2 separate regions of the Homo sapiens genome follow, and region 2 is linked to region 1. Evidence: chromatin contacts called from ENCODE Hi-C data. All regions are on one chromosome and are shown on one strand. The core of a region is the stretch at or near the end of the contact, and the rest is flanking DNA. Distances in the headings are between cores, read along the strand shown. Region 1 holds the start of METTL13 (methyltransferase 13, eEF1A N-terminus and K55). Region 2 holds the start of TOR1AIP1 (torsin 1A interacting protein 1).

Region 1 (7,092 bases), core at 3,943-6,442:
AAAATGTAAAAAAAAAACTAGCCAGGTATGGTGGCTTGCACCTATAGTCCCAGCTACTACCAAAGGCTGAGGTGGGAGGATGGTTTGAACCCAGGAGGTTGAGGCTGAGGCTGCAGTGAGCCGTGATCACACCACTGAACTCCAGTCCAGCCTGGGCAACAGAGCAAGACCCTATCTCAAAAAAGAAAAAAAAGGATCAACTCCTCATCATGAAGTTCTTTTAGTAAAATCACTTGTTCGTTACCCATGGTGACCAGGATAGCACAAGACAGTTGGTGTTAACTGATAATACCATATCACCACTTAGGCAAAAACCTTCGGTTTCCTTCCCAGTAAAACACCTGACCAGCAATGTGAATACCTGGATAACTGTGCTGAGCTGTTTTGGCCCTCTTCCATTTATACCCTCAGATAATGATAGTTCTAAGAAGCAAAATGACCAAGAAAGTCCAGTGTGGAAGGAGAAATCCACAGTCAGAGCAACTCAAATTAGGAAGAACTGAAGCCCGCAATGAGTAGAGCATTTCCATCCTGCCATGTCTATGGACTCTGAGAGGCTCCCCCAGACACAGACGCTACTGTGCTCACTTTCCTCTCATTGCCTGGGGCAAAGGACAGTTTCCCTGCCATTTAACCCTTAGCTGCTGATACCCCTCCAGGATTAGATGAAGAGTCACAGACTCTAGTCCTAGCTCCTGCCAAGGCTCCCTCTGCCTCCCTGGCTGCTAACATGACTTCAGAGACCCATGAAAGCCGTACGAAAGCTTTGTTACCTGCTGCTGGGTGGGCATCCCAGCTGGGGCCAGCTCCATGACTCTAGCCGACAGCTCAGCTTGGATGTGGTCCATGCTTTCATACTGCTGACCTCGGTGAAGGGCCACTGTAATCAACCTCCTGAAGCCAGCACTGGCCGCCAGCTGTTTCCGGCCCTCATCCATGCCAAAGAGCCACTCGGTCTCCCGGCCCTGAGGGACTAGAAAAAAGAACTTGGTTACAGGGAGTCCTGGAAAGTGATCAAGCCCACAACCAATATGGCCCAAACGGCAGGGAGCCAGTCCCTGTCCAAGACCAGCATCTTCCCCAACTGTGACCCACTGAGGAGCTAACAATTCTCTAGTTCACAACATCTAGGGCAAAGCAGCCCATCAGACATAAGGCAGGACCAAGGGTGGAGAAGAAGTGTGGGCATGTCCGTAGGGGAAGGAGGCAGACACCTACCACAAGAAAAACAGCAGTAATGCCAACACAAATAAGCCATGCCAGGCATGACTCCAAGCTGTTGACAAATATATATTAATGGAATCCTCCAACAGTCCAAGATGCAGGTAGTAGTATTATTCCCATTTTTACATATGAGGAAACTGAGAAACAGAAGTTACACTATTTGCCCAACTTCGCACAATAAGTAAATGGTGAAGCTGGGACTCAAACCCAGGCAGTCTAGCCCCAGACTCTACCCACGCTTGTATTCACTGCACTATTTATTTCCACACATGGACAGACAGAATTATAGAATACTTGAAAAACTAGCTCAGTCACCAGGAAACAAATTACCGTAACACCAAGACCATAAACACTTTGCATTTGTCTACAATGTTCCACTTTTGAAAGCACTTCCTCCTACTATCTTTTTTATCCTTATTAAGATAAATCTGATATAACTTACTGCTTTCAGTAATAATGGCTAACATTTACACAGCACTTCCAAGGCCAGGTACCATTTCTAAGAGCTTTTATACTTCTCACAACTACACCAGAGTTACAATCCCATCAAGGCAGAGAAAGAAAAGTAACCTGTCTAATGTCACACCATCAGGAAATGACTGAGCCAAAACTGAAACCCAAACAGTCTGGTTCCAGAGCTCACTTTTTTAGCTGCTACCCTATGCTGCCTCTCCAAATTTTGCAGAGAAGCACAGCAACTTCCCCAGGTCCTGCAGCTCACAGGCTACAGCTGGGACTAGAACCTATGTCTTAGACTTGCTAGTCCAGCATTACTTCCATTACTCCATGCTACAAAGTAACTAGCATCTCTATATCATATGTGACCTCCTAAATTTATCTCTATTCTCTCTCTTCCCTACCAACCCCATTCTCACACTTCATCAAGCCTTTGCAATGGCAGATGAAAAGGAATAGGTCTCAACTCCAAGTAGGTTGCTAGAGAGCTATTACTCTCCTTTCATCATGCCTTGGGTAGTCTAATCCTCTGGAAGTACAAACCCCTGCAAGACAAAAAACAGTCCAGAATCCCACCAAAGCCCCAGCCCAGCCTCAGCCCCAGCCCCAGCCCAAGCCCCAGCCCCTGTAAGCCAGCCCCTCCAGGGAAGAGAGGGAGCAATCCCAACTCACTGATGAAAATCGCAAAATGATTGTCCCGCGATGGTTTCACAGTGGGGCTGTCCACCACGTGGAGGGTGTAGCGTGGCTCCCCCGTGTCCCCATCGCACAAGTCCAGAGACACACTCCCCAGCCTGGCCTTGCGGCGCAGCTGGCTGCACAGCCAGGCATACTGCTGTCGCTCCTGCACCGCCTCGGCCAGCCGCTCGGCACTCTCCAGCCGCACAGGCTTGCGCTGCTCCTGAGCACACAGCTCAAAGATCTGAAGGGCAGAGCCAGGGACTGGCCTGAACTTGGTCATGATGAAGGCAAAGACAGGCAAGGAGAACTGAGGCTCTGCTTCCAACACCTGGTCCTGGCTGTTGGCCACTTGGTGCACCCTCACCATCCACCCCTCCCGGGAGAAGTGGCCCACTGCTTTCTTCAGGATGTGAGCCTGAGCCAGGGAGATGCAGAGATAGCGACCGCCCACCTGCAGGACACGGCCAACCTCAGCCAGCATCCTGTCCACCTGTTGTAAGGTCTTCTCTTCCTCATCTGTCAGGACAGCATCCAGGGTGCCCTTGTCCAACACCACCTGGAACGAGGCATCAGGAAACTCCATCTGCGTCATGTCCATCTTCAAGAAGCTCATCTGGGGCCGTCGGGTGGCATTACATTCCTTCATTTGCTTGATGACAACCTCACTGATGTCGATGTTCACTATATCCCGATAGCCCACATCATACAGTTGCTCACTCAGTTCTGAGTTGCCACACCCAATCACCAGCACCTGGAGAAAAAATTCACAGACAAGAGGGAGGTAATCAAAGCAAAGGACTGTACTTCAGGTACTTCAAGGAATCAAGTCTCACCTTGGCTGAGTCACATTTTCAGAAGGTGGAGACGCTACTGCCAGAGAAAGAGCGACATTGTAGAGTTGATGCTAGACTCTATCTTGAAACACCACATATACTTGCTAGTGAAAACCACATTCAGCTACAATACAGGTTATATGAGAATGGGCTTTGTGTTGCAGAAACAAATTAATCATAACTGTTCTTTTCTCTAAATCATGCACTTATTACTCAGGAATTAATAGGAAGTCAGAGAATCCAAATATAGAGTTACAGTTGAAATCCTAGGCCAGGAATAACCCTATTTCCTCACTCTACTCATGCCTTTGGCTCCTTTAGACAATAAAGTACACTTTGTGAGGATTCAAATCTTACTTCCATCACGGATTCCATCTCATGATATTTGGCTATCTTCTGAAGCCGAACTTAAAATTCAGATTGTTGTCTCCCTCTCCAGGGAGCAATCTCCCATTCAAACTTAGAAATTCTGATATTGCCATCTTTGGAAAAGCATGGTACAAAGAGATGTGCATATGCTCTGGAGCCAGACAGGCCTGAGTTTAAATCCCCACATGACCACCTGGACATGATCTTGGGCAAAAAAAAAAAAAAAAGTGGCTCTCGGGGCCTCAGTTTCCTCATCTGTAAAATGTATGCATGGCCACTCACCTGAATTTATGATGAGAATTCAAAGATTGCACATGCACATACACAGCACCCAACATAAGGCTTGGCACATAAAGCTTCCCCACAAATGTTAAGTTTTCTACCTTCCTCCTTCCCTACCTCCAGTACAATCTCACCTATACCAAACCCATTGTTGTACTTATCACGTTTCACTTCTGGAACATGTGCAGGGTTTACGTCTTAATGCTCTTATAGTTTAAGGACTGAGCAGTGCCTGAAACTTGGGGCGCACTCAACGACTATTTGAAAAACAAATTCATACACAAAGTCACACCTGCTGCAGGTTGCACAGGAATGCACAGTGACAGAAGAACATACTTTCAAGATGGGAAGTCACTCTTCAAGTAGGGTTATTAATCCAAGAATGAGCTGGGGTGGGAGGTCTATTATCTGAAAACCTTTAAAGAAATGTTTTTTTTTTTAGACAGGGTCTCACTCTGTCACCCAGGCTGGAGTGCAGTGGCGTGATCATGGCTCACTGCAGCCTCGACCTCCTGGGCTCAAGCGATCCTCCCGCCTAAGCCTCCCGAGTAGCTGGAAATACAGATGCGCGCCACCACGCCCGGCTAATTTTTTCATTTTTTGTAGAGACGAGGTCTCATGTTCCCCAGGCTGGTCTTTAACTCCAGGGCTCAAGCGATCCTCCCACCTCGGTCTCCCAAAGTGTTCGGATTACAGGTGTGAGCCACTGCGCCCGGCCTGAAAGAATATTCTAGTTTGTCTTTTAGCAGGAACAATGCAGGAAATGCTGAAATATGCGTCCAACTAGGGTCCTCCCGCCTGTCACTGTCCACCAAGTGCAAGATTCCTGTTACCAGTTCCCACCTTCCGGAGCACGTACGAAGGGCTACCAACCCGCGCTCCTCACCTTTTCCCTGGGCTTGATATATTTATGTAGCACCCCGCACAGTTCCAGGTAGGTTCCATACCACTCGAAAGCTTTCTTTCCTCGCTGCTGGAAGAACTTCTCCCAATAGTCAACGGAGCCAAACTCCCTGGAACTTTTAGGTAAGAGGTTCATGTTCCTACTGCCGAAGCTGCGTTTTCAAGACTCCCCTATTCCCTGTGAGATACCATTTGAGGAGCTTGCCCACCACACGCAGGCTCCGGGACACTGCAGTGGGAATTCTTTCCACGGAAAAACAGCCACATTGATTTGTTCCCCCACTCCAAACCCCAGGAATGACCCTTACACGACAAACGCACGCATGGACCACTGAATCTCACACACGCTTGCCCCCTCCTCCGCGCCTGCTGTTCCTTCCCCACGTGAAGAGCCCCTCACACTTTTCCCGAACTAGATTTCCGAGCCCATAACCATATCCGGGTGCGAAGCCTCGTGATTCGTCGGCCGGCCCAGCCCAACTCAGCTAGTCATTGGTCGCTGCTTTGCGTTTCTATCACCTCATTGGCTGCGACGTGCTTGCCTTTCTCCGGAGGCTCCGTCGCAGACACCTAAACGCTTTTTTGACCTGAGGCCGGCCGACCATTCACGGAACGGGGCGGGACCGCGGGCCGGAGTTGTGGCGGAAGAGGCCGGGCCTCTGTGAGAACTAGGTCACGTCCGGGTGAGGAGTGAGCGCGGCTGTGCTGTGGTTGGGCCCTCCCTCCAGGCGGGGCGGAGAGCGCGCTTGCTTCCTGGGCTCGGCCTCCGCTTTGTCTTGGAGCCGGCTTAATCACTGACTCCGATCGTGCGCCGCACAAGGGCGGAGCGCGGCAGGCGGGAGCGTACTGGTAGAGGAGGACGAAAAGAAAAACCTATACAGATAGGAGAGAAGTGAGGCAGGAAATGAGTAAAGCCAGTCCGTCGTAAAAACGCTGCACATTCTAACCTTGTCAGCTTCTGCGCACCAGCACCCCCCGCCTTATTTTGCCACCTCTGCACCAAAATATAGGATTCTGCTATCAAAAGTGTAATAACATGAAAACTCCCTCTTCCTTCTCTCCGCAAAGCACAGCATGCAAAACTAGCCTTTCATTTTGATAATTGGCCTCCTTGTGTTATTCTGACGTTATTTATAACTGCTTATTTTATGTGTTTGATAAACATACTGTACTTTCACATGCTCATGCTAATACCCTGAGGAAGCTTCTGTGAAGGGCACTTTTTTTTCAGACAGGGTCTGTCTCTGTCGCCCAGACTGGAGTGCAGTGGTGCAGTCATGGCTCACTGCAGTCTCCACTTTCCAGGGGTCAGGGGATCCTCCCACCTCAGCCTCCCAAGTAGCACGCCACTACCGCTGGCTAATTTTTTTTTTTTTTTTGTAGAAATGGGGTTTCGCCATGTTGTCCGGGCTGTTCTCAAACTCCTGAGCTCAAATGATCATCTCGCCTCACCCTACCAAAGTGCTGGGATGACTGGTGTGAGCCACTATGCTGGCAGGCACTATTTGAAAATGACCAAATATGTGTATCACTGGGCCTTTCATACCATGATAAATTGCAGGAGGAATATACTGATTGCGGAGAGCAGATAGGCTTGGAATTGAGCATGTGTGCTGTGGGCTGTTACATACTACACTACCACAGGTAGATAGCCAGGTAGACTGTTAATAGTTAAGTAGGTTAGATTGGACTTAAACATTGGTTTAAAAAAGTGATTCTCAAACTGGCATGCGTCAGAATCACCTGGAGGACTTGTTAAAACACAGAATTCCCCAGTCCAACCCCTGTTCTAAGTCATTAGTTCAGTGGTGAGGCCCAAGGATTTGTGTTTCTAACAAGTTCCCACGATGCTGATGATGTTGGTCCCGGAACCACACTTTTTTGAGAACCACTGTTTTAAAATACAATTAAGTCAAAATGGATATGGTTCAAAATTCGCAATTTTCAATGATAAATCTAAAAGCTTTCTACAAGTAACATAAGAGAAAATCTGTTTTCATGATCCCTTTGCTGAGTTCACATTGTTCCTCTCTACCCAAGATAAAGAGAAGGAGTCCTTGAAGTAGTAACTTCAGCTACTACACCATGCAAGGTTCTGAATGGGTGAAATGTGAGTTCTTTAGGAAGCACTTATTGAGAGCGGAGGACATCACTTGTACTGAATGTGCTACACGATACCAAAGAAGCAAAACAGCATAGCAGCCAGGCGCGGTGGCTCACGCCTGTAATCCTACCACTTTGGTAGGCCGAGGCGGGCGGATCACTTGAGATCAGGAGTTTGAGATCAGCCTGGCCAACATGGTGAAACCATGTCTCTAATAAAAATACAAAAATTAGCCGAGCG
Region 2 (6,523 bases), core at 1,751-4,250, 8.1 Mb before region 1:
CTAGGTGGTACATAAAACAATGATGGTGTTTCTTATAGTCGATAGCATCTTAAGATTTGATAAACCACAGTATTAAACTGAAAAGACTGATCACACTGTGTCAAGATTTTACCATGAAGAAAAGTTAATCCATTTTAAACACAGGGCAGTATAACATATTCATTCATTTGACATTGAACAAATTTTACTGAGTAGCTAGTTATGACATGAGAGAATGATAGTGAGGCACTTGGGGGGAAAGTAAAAGGGCTCTGGAGAAGACAAACCTGGGTTTGAATTTTGGCTCAGTCACATATGTGATCTTACAGAATTGTCTTAGCTTCTCTGTGTTTCAGTTTTCTCTTCTATGAAATTGGTATAATACCTATCTTACAAGGTTATATGGGTGGCTGGTACTCTTGAGTACTCACGTGTCTGCCCTTGTCTTTTCTTTACACATACTTACATTGTTTAATTCAATGAACATTTAAAAAGTTGGTAGGTAAGGAGAAAAACAAAAAGTTAACTATTCTTACCTGGAGCCTCTTGTATGCTCCTGACAGTTTTCTTTGAGATCGTTTGGCTTAAATCAGTTTGGGAAGATGCTTCATCCTCTAAAAAACAGACATAACAAGAGTTAAAATTCAGAATATATGACCTGGGAGATCATGGCACAGATTATGCATTTTTGTAACAATACATAAGCAAAAATTCAAGAAATTCGTTTCTTTAGAAACAGGTGGTTAGGTTTACCAAAACTTAGGAAATATACCAGTCAGAACTCCTCTTGAGACAGAATACAATGAATTCAACAGAATATAATAATATTTGCCATTGTTGTTTTACAAAAATATATTACTTCAGAAAATCAAAAAGATGGGGTAGAGAGTCACAAATGATGTGGAAGAAAGCAGAAGAGTGAAAAATGTTTAGATCCTTAAAGATTTAATAAAATAGGGGTAAATTCTTTACTTGTTAAAAAAAAGTTAGCCTGTATAACTGCACTAGGCTCTGTGGAACTCAATACAATGTAACATATTTTTTGCCTACCATGTACAAAGCATTCTTCCAGGTACTGAAAAATACTGAATTAAACCAAGTACTTAAATTACTATCAAATATATTATAGGCTCCTTGTCTGCAAAAACTTTGTAATCTTAAAAGAGATAAAACTAACACATATATGGGCTAAACTGTCTTCAGTTGCTACACCCAAAAATAACTGACATAACTTTAACATAAAGTTTCCAAAATCAAGTCTTCAAATCTGTCAGTACCTTCACGAGTCAGCAGGTAAACTTGCAGCCTATCACCGTGCTCTAAGCTGAAAACCCACTCCTCCGCCTATCAATAGTCTACCACAAACTATGTCATCCCATTGTGACTCAGGTCCGCTGATTTTTACCTCACAGGTGCCTTACATGGGATTAACATGAAACTTCATCTGTGACTCAGTGTTAGGTCCTAAAATGGGGGGGGCAGGGTGGGAGAGGATAGATTAAGGAAACTGATTCACCTATGACTTACCTAACACTATACACTCACTTTGTCAGCATCCCTTTTGTCCATTTAGACGAAAACTCTAATTAATAGTCTTGTTTTTCAGGTTACTTTGTCAGTCTGATTTGCCAGACTACTTGAGGTTACAGTGACGGCCACCAAAGTGGCAGATTTTTGGCAGGGACCACCACACTGGAGAAACAGCAATCAGCTCAAGTTATCAAACACTGGGGAACATCAGTTCAGGAAAAATGAGTTACCCCATTTCGGTGAAAGTATTGGGTGAGGTCTCAAATCAATTCACTAAACTCAGCAATCCCTCGAAATGCCCACTCACAAAATTTCTCCTTCCTCTCTGCCCACCTGGGTGAGGAGGGAAAAAGACTGAAAGGTTAGATCCTCAGCTGGGGACTCTGGCCCGCGAGCGTTAAAGAAGGAAATGGAAGTGGTTTCTGTAGAAACATCCGCAGGGTAGAGGGAACCGAAATGAAACCGACCCTGCAGTAATTCGCTGTCCCCTCGTGAAGGCCTGCAGAAAAAGGCAGCTCTGACTCCCCTAAATTGATGCCCGATGTTGGGCAGAGCGCCCCAGCCCTGCCCGGGTCGCTCCACACGACCATCTTTCCACTCCTCCGGTCGGCGCTTCCTTCCCCGCTGCGGGTCAGGGTGGCCCTTGCACGGCGGCACAAGTCCAGAGGGGGCTGAGGAATACCCTTTAGCCAATCCCAGTACTTAGTACCCAGGCGGGCATGAGCTCCACCGAGGCGCGCGCCCGCCCCCGCGCGTTCCCTGGCTCGCGGCTGGGACTGTTACCTCCGCGGTCCTCACCTTCAGAGGAATGAGAGTCCCGCAGCCCTCTCCTGGTCATAACAGGAGACGGCTGTAGCGGAGGCTGCTCTGAGTGCTGCTGCTGAAGGCGGGTAGTCCTTCGCGTCTTCATTTCCTCGGTTTCCTGGGGTCGCGGCTGCCTCCGCTGCCTAGACCGAAGGTAGTACGCGCTTTCTCTCACTTCCTCTTTCGCAGAATCGGACCGGAACTCTTCTAGCCGGGTTCGTTTTCCCACCGGGGACCTTTCTTTGGCCACCAGGGGCTCGAAGTCGCCGTACACTTCTGGCGGCTCGTCCGAGAACCTCACTTCCCGCCGGCCCTGGCGCGACGGAGGAGTTCTGTACGCAGGCGCATCGCTGCTGCCGCCATTTTGAGGGGCGAGCCGGCCCCTTCCCTCTCGGATGGGGGCCCTGGGGGTGACGTACACACCCCATCCTTCCCGCACCGCCTCTGCCCGCCGCCCGTCGCCCGCCATAGTTGTTGACGTAGCTTTAGTCGATCGCGAAGATGGCTTTATGGACCCTAGGTTCTCCTGCCGGTGGTGGCGATGGCTTCTCGGGGGTGTTGGGCGGTGGCCGCTGTGGTCAGGGAGGCAGTTGCGAGTCGCTGGGGCCGCCGCCTGCGTCGTCGCTGCTGTGTAGCAAACCTGCCTCTGGGCCCATGGTGTGTCTTGAGGGCTGTGAGAGAGGCAGTGCCTGAGCTGGGTCAGCTGCTGTGGATCGCTCCCGCCTCCTGGCTGGAGGCACCAAAGAGGAGGAGAAGGGGGAGGAGGACGTCTCTGCCATCGCCCTTAAGTAAAGGAGGGGTGGGGGCGATAGAAGGATGGCAGGGCAACTTGCCTGTCCTAAGTCTAGCCGCTCGTGGCAAGTGTTGACTGCGTGTAGGAGACTCCCGTCCTATCTCCCAGTACCAAGTCTCGGGGAAAAGGAGTGCGACGAGGGTGGAGAAGACCCAAGTTTCGCTTCTCGGCCCCAGGCTGTTGCGCAGTTTCCCTGGAATCTTTTTGATCGACTGCTACGTTGACCATGTCCTTCCCAGTGTCCTTAGCAGGAGTGATGGCCAGAGAGAGAACTTTTGCACATGCCATGTTTTCGTGGCAAAAATTTTAGTTTCAAGTACCTTATGAGGGCGGTTACCTAGTTTTGAATTTTGTCACTTGTTGAGGGTGTACAAAATCCTATCTAGAGTCATACTCGTTGGATGTATTTTCTTTTCCGAAATGTACCCATAGGACACATAACCTTATTCCTGGTCTTTAATATTTCTCGGTTTTATACCAAGCAGCAGTGTTCGGAAGACCATGTTAGTGCTACATTGTGCACAGTGAGAAATGAACAAGTTTTTTAATTAAAGACAGCACTGTAATTTTAAGTTGTGATCCATTATTTTTACTTTTATTCTGGATGTGACGTGATACTCTACATTTGATTTAGAATGCTTTATGGACTTTATGGAATAAGAAAGCATGGTAAAATCTATTTGTTTCACCTCCTTATACAAATGTTTACAGATGTGGCTAATCTGCAAATACCTAACCAAATTTAGACACATTCAGAGAAGGTCGATTAAGTTCGTGTAAAGTCTGAATAATTATTGAAAGAAAGCTTAAATTGCCTTCAAATATACAACTGCTTGTAGGGCTTTGTATGATTGGAGTGAATAGATTTAAAAAATTGTAATTTGGATACCAGTTACAATGAGCGATTCTGAAAAGTTTGAAGGTGTTTGTTTATTCTTCCAAGTAATCACCTTAAAATGTTTTTGAGCAACTCATTTGTTGCTCAAACTTGGCACAAATTTCAACTACTTAAGTCGTAATGTGTACTATGTTTTTATTTTATTTTTATTTTTATTTTATTTTTTTTGAGACGGAGTCTTGCTCTGTCACCCAGGCTGGAGTCCAGTGGCGCGATCTCGGCTCACTGCAACCTCTGCCTCCCGGATTCACGCCATTCTCCTGCTTCAGCCTCCCCAGCAGCTGGGACTACAGGCGCATGCCGCCACGCCCGGCTAATTTTTTTGTATTTTTAGTAGAGACAGGGTTTCACCGTGTTAGCCAGGATGGTCTCGATCTCCTGACCTCGTGATCCGCCTCTCGGCCTCCCAAAGTGCTGGGATTACAGGCGTGAGCCACCCTGCCCGACTGTGTACTATGTTTTTACTAATATTGTCCATAAATTTGGCCACAGGCAGGAGGAATTACAGTTTTAGAGTGAGATAAGGTTTGGCCTGTTAGGAGCTTAGTTTACTGTAGCTTTATGTACAATATAGCTTTTAAAAACTGCAGTAACAAAAGAGAGACTTCTTTCTTTCTTTTCTGTCTCTCTTTCTTCTTTCTTCTTGTCTTTTAAGGAAAAATGAAAAGGATACTCTTCCTTGTCAGTCTGGATTAGATGGTATATTTCGGAAATTAGCTAGATTTACTCTTCCAACAAAATGCTCAAAAGTATTGATATGGTAATACGTGGCTTTTATTTATGTTTTAAGCAGGGCTTTCTCTTTAAAGTGGCTATTACATTACTCATTAGTAACACAATAGTATAAGTTCCTTAATAGATTTAATTATTAAATATAAATTTTATAGTAATATATTGAGTTCATATTATGAACATTAAAGTCTCCTTGAAACATTTTACCAAGACAGATGACTATGTAGAAACTGGGATACTAGCTTATAAAACTTGGATACAGGCTTGTAAAACTTAGGTTTGAGGGACAAATTAAAAAAGAGACAAGAGATTCTACATATTGAACAATCAGAGGAGAGGTTCTGCATATTATTGAATAATCAGAATATGCATATTTTGTAATTAAAACTGCTTGTAAAGGCTTAGGAATGGCCTTTCAACTAAATTAATGAGACACTTACTGTAAAATTAGAGGTATGGTAACTTTAATGCTAACACACACACACACACACACACACACACACACATATATATATGCATCGGATTTTCCCTCTCATCTAGGTTGTAAGCATAAGGAAACCTACCTCTACTGTGACTGCCTCCTTCACCTAGAAACCTTACAGATACGAAACTTTCATCACTAGCTCTGAGGCAAAGCTAAACTGTTATGAAACTAGATACTCTGCTGTAGCTATTATCCAGACTATAAGAGTGGCTGAAAAGAGGTGACATTACAGTGACAGTAGAGTCATAGCCAATATTATAAGGGATGCGCTGGGCCACTAAAAAAGGATGCCTCAGCTCTGGATATTAAAGTTACTTTGGGAATTTGAGAAATCTGGAGGAATTCAGTGACCCAAAAAAGAAGACCGGTAAGAAAAGAAATGATTAAAACAAAGAATACACTTAATAATTCATTTACTTATCAAACGTGTGCCAGCAATGAGGAAGACTATCTTTAGGGAATTTGTCATTTATTGGGAACGACAGAAACACGAAAAATTACAATTCAGATTAAATGGCATTAATTCACACACTTAACTATTAGGGCTAGGTCTGGAAATCCTGTGCTCTTGAGACTGGGTTCCTAAATCAGTTATTTTATTTCATTTTTAATTAATTTATTTATTTAGAGACGGAGTCTCGCTCTTTCGCCTAGGCTGGAGTGCAGTGGTGCAATCTCGGCTTACTGCAGCCTCCCCCAACTCCAGGTTCAAGTGATCCTCCTGCCTCAGCCTCCCGAGTAGCTGGGATTACAGGTGCCTGCCACCATGCCCAGCTAATTTTTGTATTTTTAGTAGACATGGATTTTGCCATGTTGGCAAGGCTGGTCTTGAACTCCTGACCTCAGGTGATCCATCCGCCTTGGCCTTCCAAAGTGCTGGGATTACAGGTGTGAGCCACCACGCCTGGCCAAAATAATTATTTTAAATGAAACATTTTAGAACAATAAATTTTTTGTACAGGAACTTTTTGCTTTAGGGTAAGCAGAAGTTCATTTATTTAAAGAGATAAATCTATCCGTTGTGACTTAGTAGTACAAATGAAGTAGGCAAACAATTTTAATAAGGAAAAGATGATTAAAATATTAAACAGGAGGAAGTTAATTAAAGACATAGTAGCTGGCTCCATTTATTCCCCAGTCTTACAAATGATAGAAAAATATTTTAATGACAATACAAATGAAAATTCCTGGAAATGTTATACTGAAATTAATTAAACACAATAAAGTGAATGGAATATAGTATTCTTTTTGTTGAATTAGGACTTGCAGTTAATTATTAAACACCATCCAAGAGTGTTACCAA

Evidence for each region. Hi-C counts contacts between places; a loop is a spot of excess contacts on that map. Pooled maps may share reads with other maps.
Region 2: a pooled map shows a loop between it and region 1 (12-fold over the local background). The contact joins the promoter of TOR1AIP1 here to the promoter of METTL13 in region 1. A Hi-C loop is called at or near these places in 3 of 50 pooled maps.

What each region holds. Positions count from the first base shown.
Region 1 is chr1:171,779,760-171,786,851 of GRCh38, reverse strand. METTL13 (methyltransferase 13, eEF1A N-terminus and K55) reads right to left here and starts at 5,192. Exons shown (of 8, transcript NM_015935.5): 1 at 4,732-5,192; 2 at 2,353-3,112; 3 at 774-973. The coding sequence starts at 4,884. RefSeq lists enhancers at 4,846-5,379, 5,209-5,503.
Region 2 is chr1:179,878,762-179,885,284 of GRCh38, reverse strand. TOR1AIP1 (torsin 1A interacting protein 1) reads right to left here and starts at 3,000. Exons shown (of 10, transcript NM_015602.4): 1 at 2,308-3,000; 2 at 516-593. The coding sequence starts at 2,782. LOC139427322 reads right to left here and starts at 2,969. Exons shown (of 1, transcript NM_001436163.1): 1 at 2,892-2,969. The coding sequence starts at 2,969. The coding sequence ends at 2,892. RefSeq lists enhancers at 2,034-2,133, 2,437-2,731, 2,294-3,053, 2,558-3,095, 3,074-3,183 and 1 more.